2 separate regions of the Homo sapiens genome follow, and region 2 is linked to region 1. Evidence: chromatin contacts called from ENCODE Hi-C or POLR2A ChIA-PET data. All regions are on one chromosome and are shown on one strand. Each heading gives the region's core, a stretch centred on a gene start or an enhancer-like site at or near the end of the contact. The rest is flanking DNA. Distances are from core to core; before and after follow the strand shown.

Region 1 (7,166 bases), core at 1,739-4,238:
GGCCTCCCGTACGCGTCGTCGCTGGGCTACCCGACCGCGGGCGCGGGCGCCTTCCACGGCGCGGCGGCGGCGGCTGCAGCGGCGGCCGCCGCCGCCGGGGGGCACACGCACTCGCACCCCAGCCCGGGCAACCCGGGCTACATGATCCCGTGCAACTGCAGCGCGTGGCCCAGCCCCGGGCTGCAGCCGCCGCTCGCCTACATCCTGCTGCCGGGCATGGGCAAGCCCCAGCTGGACCCCTACCCCGCGGCCTACGCTGCCGCGCTATGACCCCGCGGGGCCGCCTCGCGAGGACCGGTGTGCACACGTGTACATATGTATAGGTACGAGCGCTGCGGCCTCCCCGTGCGCCCTCCCGCGACCGGGGGCCCGGTTTGTATGTACATAGAATGTATAGGTGCCAGGTAGAGGCAGAGAGGCCAGGCGGGGCAGGAGTGGCCAAGCGCGCAAGGGCGCGGGCGAGCAGGCCTGTGAATTCGCAGGATCATTTCAGACCCGCACTTCGGCAGCCAACTCGAAAGCAGGCGGTTGTGTGCGGCAGCAGTTGGCGTTTGCTTTGCACTTCGGAACCTGTTGCGTTTTGACCCACGGAGGTGGAGGAGTAACTTTTTGACATGTTGGCCTTTCCAGTTTTGTTGGAAGTTTCATGGTCGGTTTTGTTTTTGTTTCTCATTCTTCTTCCTCGCCCCTCAGCCCCCCAACCCCCAACCCCCTCCCGGTCCGTGTTGCATGCACGCTGTTCAAATGTGAGGTCTGAAATGGCTGGCACACGGGAAAAGCTGCTTGTGTCATTCGTTTCTGGGAGTGGGATGGCTCTGAGCAGCCTCGCCTCCCTGTTTGTACTATTTGAACTTTGCAGATCTCTGTTCTCTCAAGCAGAACTCCCAACCAGATCCATTCTTGACCAGTGACCGGCTCGAATCTGGCCTTTTGTGTGAGATGATCACGGTTTCTTTTGTTTATCACGCCATTTGCAAATCAGAGCAAGAGCTCTTTCTCAAGGGCAAGAAACGCAAACAAGAAATATTTGTGAGATGAAAGTTGTCAATTGGATTTTCTTCCTAAACAAACAACAACAACAAACTACTAGAAGTCTCCCTGAGTCCACTCGCTTGGATTTCTGACACAGTTTACAAAAAAGGAAAAAGGCACTGCTCCTATTTTCCCTTATGGCTGAGTTCACCTTAAGATTGTAAATGTGTATATGTCAGTGAAAACATTGAGGCTTGGAAAATGTGTTATTTTCGTTGCCCTAAGTTTGAGTCGACTTTAGACTCAAAAACATTTTGAGCGAATATCAAAGTTAACTTTTAAAAATTGCGAAACTATTTCAGAATCGCAATTTTATCGAAGATTAAATCAGACTTTTTTGTCTGGTAATTATATATTTATTATTTAGCAAAACTGAAGAAAAAAAGCACAGAATTGTTTCAACAGATGTCTCTCATTTTCAGCTAGCATTTCTCTCCCAAGTTGAGCTGGTTTAATGTGTTTTGGATTTCCCTCCTCAATTGGCTTATTTTTTAGATCACCTGCAATTCATTTGCAAATTGCAATAAAACACATTTTAGAAAAAAGGAACCTTCAATTATTAGCTTTGTTTCTTTTTAAATGTATATATTTTGACTAATGTTTGTGAATGAAGTTGGCTAACATGTATTTAGTTTCATTTTGGCTTTATGTAATATAAAGTTTTTAAAATTTTAAATATGGTTTTAACCTTTATGTGTAAATGATTTTCTAGTGTGACCTTCTAATTTAATATTAGACGTCTAAGGTATATCTGTAAATTAGAATCCGACTATCACTCTGTTCATTTTTTTTGAACAAAGAGTTTAAATAAAGCCTGAACCAGGGAAAAGAAAAATCTTCTATTTCTTGTTGAGTTCCTAACAAGATTTTTATCTGAATTGCCCTTACGTGCCTGGTCCAGGTGAAGTGTAAGGTATCCTCCAAAGGCACCCTTTGTTTCACTTTTGAATAGATTTACTAGGAAATCTAAATCAAGCCATTGTTATTCAGAGCCAAAAACCTGATTTATCACATTTTTAATCGTGAATAGGAAAGAAGATTTTTAAAAAGCCCAAGTCGTTGTATTAGCTTTAACAACAACAAAAAAAAGGCATTCATGAACCAGTAGAACAGAGCCCATTGAAAACATCCAGACCTTTCAAAGCATTTCACCAGTTTCTAGTAACATTTTAAGAGGGGAAAGTTGCTTGACCACTTTATCTTGTTAGTTGAAGAGCCCCACCACTTAAATCAGTGTAATTTGTTCTCCTATCTTTGGGGTATTCCTTGTTGACACCTTAAGGTTTTATTTGGAAGGATAATCACTACTAACGACAAAGTACAAATTTTGGCCTCTTTAGGACTTAATTTTGTTATGCTAATCGCATTAAAGTAGAAGTATAACATTCAAATGGAGAGGGTTGGATTTCTAGGGCTAGACAAATTGCTACTAAAGTTTGAAAAATCATAAAGGATTTTAATTTTAGACAAGAAATAGAAGACTGTCAGAAAAAAAAAAATAGGAAGATCTCGCCCCCCCGCAACCAAAATGGAAATTCTCAAGATACTATATACAAGTCTTAAACCAGTTTCCCCATTGAGACCATCTCTGGAGCTGCACGTCTTTATAAACGACCCAAGTCTTTAAAGTCATTGTTTTCCCCCAACGGAATAATATTTTAAAAACCATGAAAAGTTTTGGAAATGTGAGAAATAGGCTCTGCTGGTTTGACCCTGATTCACTAATTAAAATGATCCCTCTCCTGTTATTCCCTGAGCTCTTTGCAATATTATAAGTTAATTCATATGGTTCTGAGCGATTATGCAAAACTAATTTGGACTGTCCAGGGGTAATTATCCCTGACACGGTTAATTAAATCCTTTCAAGGCTTCGTCTTTCCCTTTTGTAGCAGCCCATCCCTTCTCAACACGGAACTTCCTGCGGCTCGCTGGAAATCACCCCAGCCCTAAATCTTAGTTACCACCCTGAGCCTTCCAGCTCGGCCGCCTCCTCGGCCTGAAGACTCCCCGCCTCCTCCCGCCCCCTCCCCTTTTCCCAAAGATCAGCGTTTTCTGGGAGAAACGCTCCGGAGTTGTTGATGAATGAGAAGAGGACTGGAAAGATGGGTAAGAGGAGGGGTGAGGATGCCGAGGGGGAGCACCGAGGTCATATCGCCAACAGATTGTGCGGCTGTTTGAGGACCTCCACAGGCCCCACAGACTCGTTTATCACCCATTCTGACTCCAATGGTCTTGCTAACAAGTTGGCGGGTTTTGCGCCTGCAGAGAGCCTCCTGCCAAGTTAGACTGTGCAGAAGTAAGGGGTTGGAGCGGGGGGAGCGGCTCCGGGGCAAGAGGGCGTAGAGAAAGGCCCGGGGGTGGGTGGTGTAAGCGTCTGAAAGTGGCCCACAAATGCAGCGCTGTGATTGGGCAGAGAGCTGCTGCTGGCTCGCGATCTCTATCTCCATCTCTTTATCTATCTCCGTCTCTCTCCCTGTTTCTCCATTTTTCTTTCTTTCCTTCTCTCTCCTTCCTTCCTTCCATCTTTCTTCTTTCCCTTCCTTTTATTCTTCTATTTTCGTTTCTTTTCAAGGTTTTTTTTAAAGCCATGATGCAATTTCTTTGGTATTCACCGTTGTCCCAAAACTTGAAGCAAGCCTCGTATCCAAGGGGCCAGGCATGTTGCTTCGGGCTTTGTGCAAACAGGTGGAATTGCGCTGTGTAAGCAGTAAGAACTGGTGCTGGGGACGCTGTCGCGCGAGGGGGTGGCTTTGGGAGAGCAGGGTTGCTGGCCGCGATTGTTACTTCCCTTGACAATTTCCTCCTCCCCCTCCCCCAAGAAGATAGGAGAAAGCACCGCGGATCTCCCTCTCACCCCAGGCTCGGGGCGCAGAAGATGGAGAGAAGATTCCACTCTCCCCGGAGCAGATAGGGACGGTCGCGCCAGCCAATCAGAGCGCGGCTCGGCGCCGGCGCTCCCGGCCGCCTGGGCCGCCGTGTCCTCCAGGCAAGCGAAGTTCCCGCAACTCGTCCGCCTCGAGGGTCCGCGTCTTTCTTGCGCCCGCGGCCCAGCGGAGGCCGAGGGAGCCGTCCAAACTTTATTAATCTCTCCTCCTTTCTTTCTCCCTCAGCCCAGTGCATCTCAAAGGTCAGCCCTCTTCTTTTAAAAGACTGATATTATTAATGCACTGACAATTCCTCCCCCCCTTTTCTTTTTTCTCTCTTGCAGGGGGGAAAAAAAGGGAAATGGTGAAAAGAGCTTTTTTTATCCTTTTTTTTTTTTTTGTCCTTCAGTGGGAGCGTTTAGACAGTCGAGGAGGTTTTGTCCGAGAACAAAACGCAGGGTTGGGAGGTTTTGTGAGAGTGTTGTTTGTTGAAGTGGAGCTAAGAAAAAGCGGCGGCTTTCTCCTCATTGTGAAGAAACCAATCAGTGGTATTTGGAAAACTGTTAGCATTGTGCACTTCTTCTGTGTCCATTGTGAGGCGTTTCTTTTCACAAGGTTTTTTTTTCAGCCGATCCAGCTGGCCGGAATGAATAGCGGTGCAATGTGTACACGCTTTGTCCCTCCGGCCTTCAAGTAGCCCCCATTGAATAGACTAAGTTGACACTGCGTGACAGTGAAACAACATAATAAAAAATACATGAGCCCCTGAATAGGAGCAGGCGCATAAATAAATAAAATGGGTGACCAAAACTGGATAAACTGAATGACAAAACGGTGAAAGGGGAACAAAAAGATATTTAACACGCTAGATTAGCATTAGAATGCGATCTACAAGGCAGAACAATTGATGAATAGGTTTACCGGCCAAGAAAGAAATGGACTAAATGCCCTTTGAATAGATATGCTTTTTGCAAGGGCTTTGAATAGATATGCTTTTGCAAGGGCTGAATGGGAAAAGGTAAAGATGAAGCTATGCAAATGAGCCGGGGAACTTTTTATATATATTCTTTAAACACACACACACACACTGCGGGGGGAAGAGTGCTGCCTCGGGATGTTTATAGAAGCAATAATTGCCATTATTAGCATTGTCTGCGGCAGATAGAAATTGAACAGGTTGGGATAATATAGGGTAGCAGTAATTATTCTTCTAATTAATGGTCCTTTGCTACTTGAAAAAAGAAAAAAGGAAAGAAGTAGTAAAAGTTATGCAGAAGTTATGTTTCCTTGTGTCCATTTGCCCAGCGCTGGAATCTGTGGAGCAGGAAGCCTGGCAATTCCAAGATACGCGATGATCTTCAAACATTCCCGGGAGCCAGTCCTGAGGCTCTGGCTTCAGGGCCTAGTTTCCATTTATGCCGCGTTTTTGAGAGTCTAATACTGTGTCTGGCACATGGTAGGTGCTCACTGAATAGTCGTGGTATGAATGAATGAACGAATGAATGAATGAATGAATGAATGAATATAAGTTTAATGGGGGAAACCCGGGCCTCCTAATAAAGGTAGGGGCTGGGGGATACCTAGGGGCTTCCCCAGGAGGATTTCTTTTTTCATCATCCCACCCCTGGGAGAAAGGTCCACGCAGGATGGTCGCTTCCCCCTTGCTGAGAGTTTTGCCTTCAGCCTATCTGGGCCGCTGGAAAAGAGGAGAAGAATAAACAAGAGACAAGCAACTACTCCCCTACCGGCGTTCCGTCCTTGTCCTCACTGCCAAATCCACTCCAAAGCCGAGGATGGTGAGACTGTGAAGTTGCAAAGAAACACAGAGCCCACCCCCTTAAAGAATTACGATATATTTAAAGTTTGCCTCTTTCAGGTTTCTCTCCTTGGCTCCTGCCCCTTTCCCCTCCCGGCTCCTTGTCCTTGACTGAACCTCATGGGACAGAGAACCTCCTGTCCCCCACGAGGCAAGGCGCGAACCCGCAGAGATCTGGGGTGCCCTTTGGTTCCCTGCGCTGCCCTGGAGGCGTCCATAGAGGCCTTTGCCGCCAAGGACAGCAATTGTTTTATTTTCGATGGTTGCTCGCCAGGCCTGCGGGTCGCGGGCCCACCCAGCCGTCGAACTTTCCAGTCGTTATCAGCGCTGCTCCTAACTTAATGGAATAATGCAAATTATAGCCTGCCCAGCTGACACGTCCCTGCGAATGCGCCGGGGCTGAGCTCTGGCCAGCCGCTCTCTCGACGTCCTGGACGGCCGGAGGGAATGAAGCTCTGAATTGTGACAAAAGTGGGGGGGGGGCACCCCAAATTCTCAAAGCAATGTTCTTTTTTTTTTCTTTTTTCTTAAGCAATTGAGCCTTACCAAATGTCGGGGCCGCACGGAAGCCTTGCATATTTTAAAGTGTAACCTGAGCCTTCGCGGTTTCAGCTTCACTTAAAACATGCAAATTCTTGAAATTGAAAAATCTGAAAAACTTCCGAAGAGTTCTATCTGAATAAATCCAAATCCATTGGGAGTCGCTTTGAGGAGACAAAACGCACAGCGATTTGGGGTGAGGGATATTTGTGGGGAGGCAGGACGTGCTGGATTGGGTTTCCAGGGTCAAGGTGTCTCTGGGCCTTCGACGATAGCCTTAGCGCAGAGCAGGGAAGTGGCACCGCTAGGCAGCAAGCTCAGTTGCTCTACTTTTGTGACCCATCCCCCCACCCCCCCCACCGCCACCCTTGCCTCCGGGCCACTGCCCCTCTCTGCAAGCTTTGTCCGCTGGACTCCGTTGCCCTTGCGCGGCCGCCCCATCACTCACGCTTGACTGGAGGAAATAAAATTGGCGTTGGCTTTTTAATTCCAAGCTTCGTGCTTGATTGGGGGAGGGGTTATTTAGGTATTTTTTTTTTCAAACAGAAGAAATTTAGGTACTAATTGTAAACACCCCGTTGCTCTTCTTGAAAGTATGTATCATATTAGCCGAGGCCTTGGAGACACACGGCCTATTACTCATTTCCAGCCTCTAGGCAAAGAATTCTATGGAGATCCACCAGTAAAACCAGATTTCTTAAGGGAAATTACCAGGACGTCTTCAGACTCTCTTCAAGGGATATTACTGGTTGTCGATTACACTTGAGCACACTCTTCTCTAGCCCACCCCTACCATTTTATTTTGGGATCACCCTAAGGAAATTAGCCATTTGCAGAAAGCTTGAAATCCCGAAAGGAGAGGCACAACCTAGGGTAAAAGAGACCGAGTGAAGCTTTTCAGATTGATTGTCTCC
Region 2 (6,354 bases), core at 3,618-6,117, 840 kb before region 1:
TTGCGCATGCACAAAGAAGGCAATTTACAAGGACGATCATTGGCCAGATTTTCTGAAATGGAGAGCAAAGAGCAGGGGATAAACTCCCCTGCCAGCCATAAATGTAATGGAGTTGCTCGTAAGCCTGAGATTTGTAAATTCTCAGTGTTCTAAGGCTACCAGTCCTTACAACACCCACAGATTGGAGCCAAGATGATTCCAACAAACCCTTTCAGAGTTCATCTTTTGCAAAGCAGACCTCTACAGCCTTGCTTTCTAACAGTTCCTGAGGGCAAAACTTACAAGTAACACCACCAGGAGAAGTGTTAGTAAAAACCTAGTCAAGGAGGCCATTATTTTTGACAGGTCTAATTTACTGACACTGTTAATAGCTAATTAACACATTAAGGTGCTGAGGCATGAACATATTTATTTAGAAGTTCTCTGAAGTATAATTTATAGTTAGTTCTCCTGGGAGAAATGGCAAGCATTCCCACTAGCAAAAATAGATGGCATACACTAAAAACAAGCTGGCTGAAAATCATACTCAGCTGAAGTTCAAGTGGTACTTTGAAAGGAGTATGGGTTAACAATAAACAGAAATCACAAGCTCATTCAGCTGTGAAATTTTCAAATAGTAAAATACAGTGACTTTAAATTAATGAACTCTGTTGGAGGAAAGCTTCAAGGTGTTCCTTAAAAGTTAAGTGTTTTCCAAATTATGTGTACTTTATTTTCAATTGCAAATCAGCAAAAAACGAAAACATCCACTTGGTGGAGACAATTCGCTAATAGCACCTGTGCTAGTTGATGGATTTAGGGGGGAAAAAAGAATGTGCTTTTCTTTTCCTGGTAGCTTTGTGTACTTCTGCAAATCCTTTGAGAGAACAGTGGTATGGGGAGGGCAGGAACTCTGAGTTTCACCTCTGGTGCTTCTATTTACCCAAGGTATGTACTTGGTTATAGGACCTAATCTCTTTGAGGCTCAGTTCTCTCATCTGTAAAACAGGGATGGCAGCACCTCCTTCACAGGATGAATAATATGGATGTCTGCTGAGCAGTAAGAAAGTCATCAAAGCATCCCGTCATATTATAATACTACAATGGATTCTAAGCAGAAATTAGAGCTGGGTTCTTAATATGGCATAACGTTAAATCTAGACATATAGCTTTGCTAGGCCTCATTTTTCTTATAAGGAAAACAAGTGGCAATGATACCCCTAGGGGAGGGGAATCAGAGATTTCTTTATATAAGAAATTTAGGGCTGGGCGCATGGCTCATGCCTGTAATCCCAGCACTTTGAGAGGCAGAGGCGGGCAGATCACTTGAGGTCAGGAGTTCAAGACCAGCCTGGCCAACATGGTGAAACCCTGTCTCTACTAAAAATACAAAAATCAGCCAGGTGTGGCAGTGGGTGCCTGTAATCCCAGCTACTCAGGAGGCTGAGGCAGGAGAATTGCTTGAACCCGGGAGGTGGAAGTTGCAGTGAGCAGAGATCATGCCATGGCACTCTGTCCTGGGGGACAGAGTGAAACTTTGTCTCAAAAAAAAAAAGAAAAGAAATTCAGAATAATGACCTCGTCGTTTGACTCCAAGAGTTCTTCTACCTAACACAAGATAGGCAAGAGTCACGAGCCTTCTCTCTCCCTTCCTGGATTCTCTTCCCAATCTAGAGCTCATACCTGGGTTTAAGGGGAGGGCTGTTCCACTCAGGCCACCATGGCCACTTTCTCCAAAGGCAATGTCAGGACCAGCACCCACCAGATGTGGCTGACCTGGGAATGCAAGGTAGAGGACAAACAGAGGGCCCCTACCCTGGAAGCTTCCACTTGCAGGTGGGGGAATCAACTCCCCTCCACAGGAAAACACAGTTGCATGATTTAACCCTCCAAGATGTTATTCTGAGAGATACAGAAAAGTAAGTTTGTTTTGCGGTAAGAAATGCCATCTTAAGCCACAGAAGGAAAGTCATCAAAAAAACAGGCTGATAAATATGATTCTATTACAAATTTCAAAGTCCTGTGTGAGAAAAGGCATCATAAATTTAAAAGATGAACAATGGTGTGAGATTGCAACCTACATAACAAATCAAGGACTGACAAATCATCGAAACCACAAAGAAACAACAGAACCATGGGCCTAAGATATGGATGCCAATTCACAAAAGAGAAAAAAAAACGGTCAGTGAGTTTTGACCATTTTTATAACCAGTGATTTTGACCACGGCAATAAGGGAAATGCCAACTAAAATGATAAGATGGCTGGGCGCGGTGGCGCACACCTGTAATCCCGGCACTTTGGGAGGCCGAGGAGGGTGGATGACCTGAGTTCAGGAGTTCGCGATCAGCCTAACATGGTGAAACCCTGTCTCTACTAAATGCAAAAAAAATTAGCCGGGCATGGTGGCACATGCCTGTAATCCCAGCTACTTGGGAGGCTGAGACAGGAGAATCACTTGTACCTGGGAGGCGGAGGTTGCAGTCGGCTGAGATTGTGCCACTGCACTCCAGCCTAGGCAACAAGAGCAAAACTCCGTCTCAAAAAAAAAAAAAAAAAAAACTGGATTAACACAGAGTGGTGAGAATGTGGAGAAGCAGGTATTCTCATACACTGTCAGTGGAAAGTAATTTGACAGTATGAACTGAATATTAAAATGCACGTGTATTCTACTGCTCTTACGATACCATTTCTCAGTGGAATGGAGTCTACAGAAATACACACACATACAAAGAGGTGAATATAAGATTTTCAGTAAAGCACCACCAACAAAGAAAAGCTGGAAAAGGTCCAATGTCCACAATGGATCTATGGTTAACTAAGCCATTTTATGCAGTCTAATGAATATACCATGCAGCAGTTACACAGAGTCAAGTCACTTCTATTAAGTACTGACTTGGAAAAATACATTGATTTTAAAGTGTTGTACAACAGTAGGTAGTGTCATGCCATTTATGTTTTTAAAAGTCATTTTTTAGTCACATGAGCACACAGGAAGGCCATTTTGCAAGCTGGATGGCATAAAAATGTCACTCCTCTCTGTTCTCCTCCCAGCTAACCAGGACAACTATTCCTACTTCCTCTTCACTCCCGGCCCGATCTGCCCCCAAACAGGTATGGTACCACCTCCACTCTCACTGCAGACATGTAGGAGAAAACTTTATTATTCTGCACTTAATAATATTCATAGAGCATTCATTTCCTTCTCTCCCTTGTCCCCCAACTGTCCTACAGAAGGAAGCGTACCTATCTGGCACACTATCTCAGAGAACAATAGAGTTACAACAGAAGAGTGTTCAGAGGACAGTAACACATTGCTGACTATAAATCACAGGAACAAGAGAATGCCTGTTCATCTACCTGGATGCGTGCTCTACAAACCACAGGAAATTCAACGGTAATGCTGGGGAATAAACACTGTTCCGGCTGCTTATTTTACCGAACAGGACACGGACCCGGGCGCCACCCTTCTAAAACTAGATGCGTATTCCTTATACGGAGGTTCCATCAAATACCACGTTGAGCAACAGTTTGCTCTTCGTGGCAAACCCCATCTTAGAGGAATCAACTATTTTCTTTCATTTACCCAGCTATGTAAACAAAACCTGCAAGTGCGGTAATAAAAGAAAAAAACACCTCAAATCTAGAAATATGTAATGTAAATAACTCCTCTTAAGTTTCTGCCAGGATTCGTTTGCTGTAAAATCCTGGAAGCAACGGGCCTAGAACTTGAGCAATCAATGGGACCGGGCTGACATCGGCTGTTGTCTTGAAACTCAACAGAGCCAGAGTTCTGTGTGAATATCCACCAGCTGCTACCAGCATAAGGCCTGACTAACCAGAGCAACGCAGGTGAACCTCCACAAAGGAACAACCCAGGACAGCAGCAGGCACCGGGGACTCGGATGCAGAACTGGTCAGCTCCCGGCGCCACGCTCTCACGGCCCAAGATTCCCTACCCTCTGCGGACTCATCGCGGCACCGCAAGGGCTATTATTTTCCTAAAACTCGGAGGAAGTGTTTGTAGTGTTGCCTAGGCAGACAAGTTTGTAGAAGCTCTTTAAAGGGAAACAATAACAACAACAAATTCTGCAATATGTTTTCCCGCTTCCAACCTCTCAACCCCCACCCCCGCCTACTTTTAAAAGAACCAACGAAATGGCTCAAGGGAGGTCAGGACAAACGGATTTGGCTTGCAATGACACCATTTTTATCAGAACCCAGCCTTCGGGGAACGTAGGGGAGGGAGGTGGAGGAGACAAGCCCCTGCAGCATGAACTCTGGGTCCCAGCGGTCCCCAAGATATGGGGGGTGGGGGAGGGCAGCCGCTTCCTTGACTCTCAGGACCGCAAAGCTTCCCCATCCCCCGACGCCTGGGAGTCACCAACCCGGGCCTGTCTGCGTGTCCCCCCTCCCGGGGTCCCAGGCTCGAACAGGCGCCCCGCGAGACAGCCATCAGGAGAGGGCGGGCACCAGGAGCGTCCCTGGCTCCCTAAGGCCCTGTTGGGAGAGACGGGTCGGGCCTCAGAGGAGTCCAGTCTAGGGGTCCCGCTGGGGGTATTGGGGGCGAGAGGGCGCCTAGCGGGCTGGCCATCAAGGAAGGAGGGCTGAGGGCGGGGGCCGCGGGGATGCAGACCGTCCAGCGCCAGCATGGAGGGGAAGTCCTTGCAGTTGGAGACGCCCGTGGAGTCGGTAACGCACGCCTTCCACAGGTTGGCCCAATAGGTGGCGGTTGTGATGACCGTGCCGTCGATGGTAGACACCTTCCAGTAGTCGGTGGGCAGCGTGGAGGACACCAGTACCCAGCCTGAGATGGAGACCATGAAGGCGATGATCTCCGAAGCCGTGCTAGCCATGCCGCCGGCTGCAGCCGCGCTCGCTCTCCGGCTCCCACTCTGCGCCGCGACCCCCGCACTCCCAACCCCGGGGCTCCGCCTCCCGCCTCCGCCTCCGCCCACCGTCCCCGCCCACCACCCCGCCCAGCGGACCCGGCGCCAGGGGGCGCACGCGACCCCTCACACCCATGCCCTGTCCCTTGAGGGGCCTCAGAGGGCTCGCGGTCGCCCCCCGGGTTCTCCATCTGCAGCTGGCCCGCGCCCGCGTGCGGGAGGAAGGCCGGCCTGCGCTCCCCTGAGCCAAAGGGCCGCGGAGAAGGGCTCGCTTGTTGGAGCGGCTCAGGTTCAGACTGGCAACCGGGTGTGGACAACCTGCTGCGCCCCCACCTCACCACCCCCACCCAGCCCTACCCAAGGCAAATAGCTTGGCTTCCTGACTACCTTGTAGAAGCAGAGCAGGAAAAGCCTTTTGCATGCCCTGAAAGGACACGGTTTGGTAACTCAGCCCTCGGTTTGCTGAACTCTAAAGGTTTGCGTGCCACGCTTGTTTGGGTGACTCTGTTTGACTTGTCAAGGAGGGATCATTGCAGATTCTGGGCTGGAAACCGGCCTTGCCCTCAAAACTCTGCAGTTCTTTTTGGCCTGGTGCTATGCGGAAAGTCATGGCAAAACGGTGCGTGGCACAGGCCTAAAGTCAAGATAGCAGCAGATGGGGCATCCTGACGATCTTGATCTTGCTGGTGTACTCATACTAATGCACTACGCAGAGGGCATTTGTTCAACACATTTTCCCTGTAGGTCCCTTCCAGCTTCCAGGTCTAGAGGCTATTCTATGAAAGGATGCTGTTATCCCAGTCAAAACTGCTATCTTGTCTTTTATTTTTTTTTAAACCACCTCCATCTCTCACGCCTAATTGAAATATAAACTCATTCATTCCTTCATCCCTTCATTGCTGTCTCAAGGTAAACATAAAGATCAAGGTGTACTTCTGGCTCCTGAGGCCACAAATCTGGGCATAAATGAGAGAACAAGGACACGGGTTATTATTTGTCCACTTAAAGGTTCTTGCAGTTTTGTTATGAGCTTCCAGGTTTCACTTGTTGCCAAAAGTAAGGAAAGGTCTAAAACCTATCAATCAGTCTGCTGTGATAAATCTCGTGCTAACCCTCTGTGTCACTATCTTTAGGCAGAAACACTCTGGTTCAATGTGAAGAATTTCTTAATTTCCCTTTGTCACTTTTTTTTTTTAACCAAATGGGTGCCCAGTGAAATTAGAGGCGACAAGGTGACTGGAGAAGAGAGGAAGCTGGACATAGAATCATCAAAACTTAGATTGGAAGAATCACTGTAGACCAGCAGGACACGCTCCACACTCAAAACAATGTTCCTGTCTATTTCTAGAGATAATGTTTAGCCCATGCTCCACCCTTCAGGACCAGCAGTTCAGTGCATGGCAACGTATCTATTCTGTTTTTCTTCATGTTGTTTTGACAGCCCTTTAAAAAAGCTTTTCTTCCTATTGAGCCCCAAATCTGTCTCTC

Evidence for each region. A loop is a pair of places that touch in the nucleus more often than their neighbours do. ChIA-PET counts read pairs that join two places held with the same protein, here RNA polymerase II (POLR2A). Pooled maps may share reads with other maps.
Region 2: a pooled map shows a loop between it and region 1 (7-fold over the local background). The contact joins the promoter of CLDN10 here to the promoter of LINC00391 in region 1. A Hi-C loop is called at or near these places in 4 of 37 single-sample maps with no recorded cell type and 6 of 50 pooled maps. POLR2A ChIA-PET finds 5 or more read pairs at or near these places in 1 of 52 experiments (PC-9).

Annotation. Positions count from the first base shown.
Region 1 is chr13:94,704,323-94,711,488 of GRCh38, reverse strand. LINC00391 (long intergenic non-protein coding RNA 391) reads left to right here and starts at 2,988. Exons shown (of 3, transcript NR_170286.1): 1 at 2,988-3,138. It overlaps SOX21 (SRY-box transcription factor 21), which reads left to right. Exons shown (of 1, transcript NM_007084.4): 1 at 1-1,867. The coding sequence ends at 270. RefSeq lists enhancers at 4,380-5,061, 3,726-5,480, 5,500-6,004, 6,005-6,509.
Region 2 is chr13:95,551,233-95,557,586 of GRCh38, reverse strand. CLDN10 (claudin 10) reads right to left here and starts at 4,867. Exons shown (of 5, transcript NM_006984.5): 1 at 4,614-4,867. The coding sequence starts at 4,833.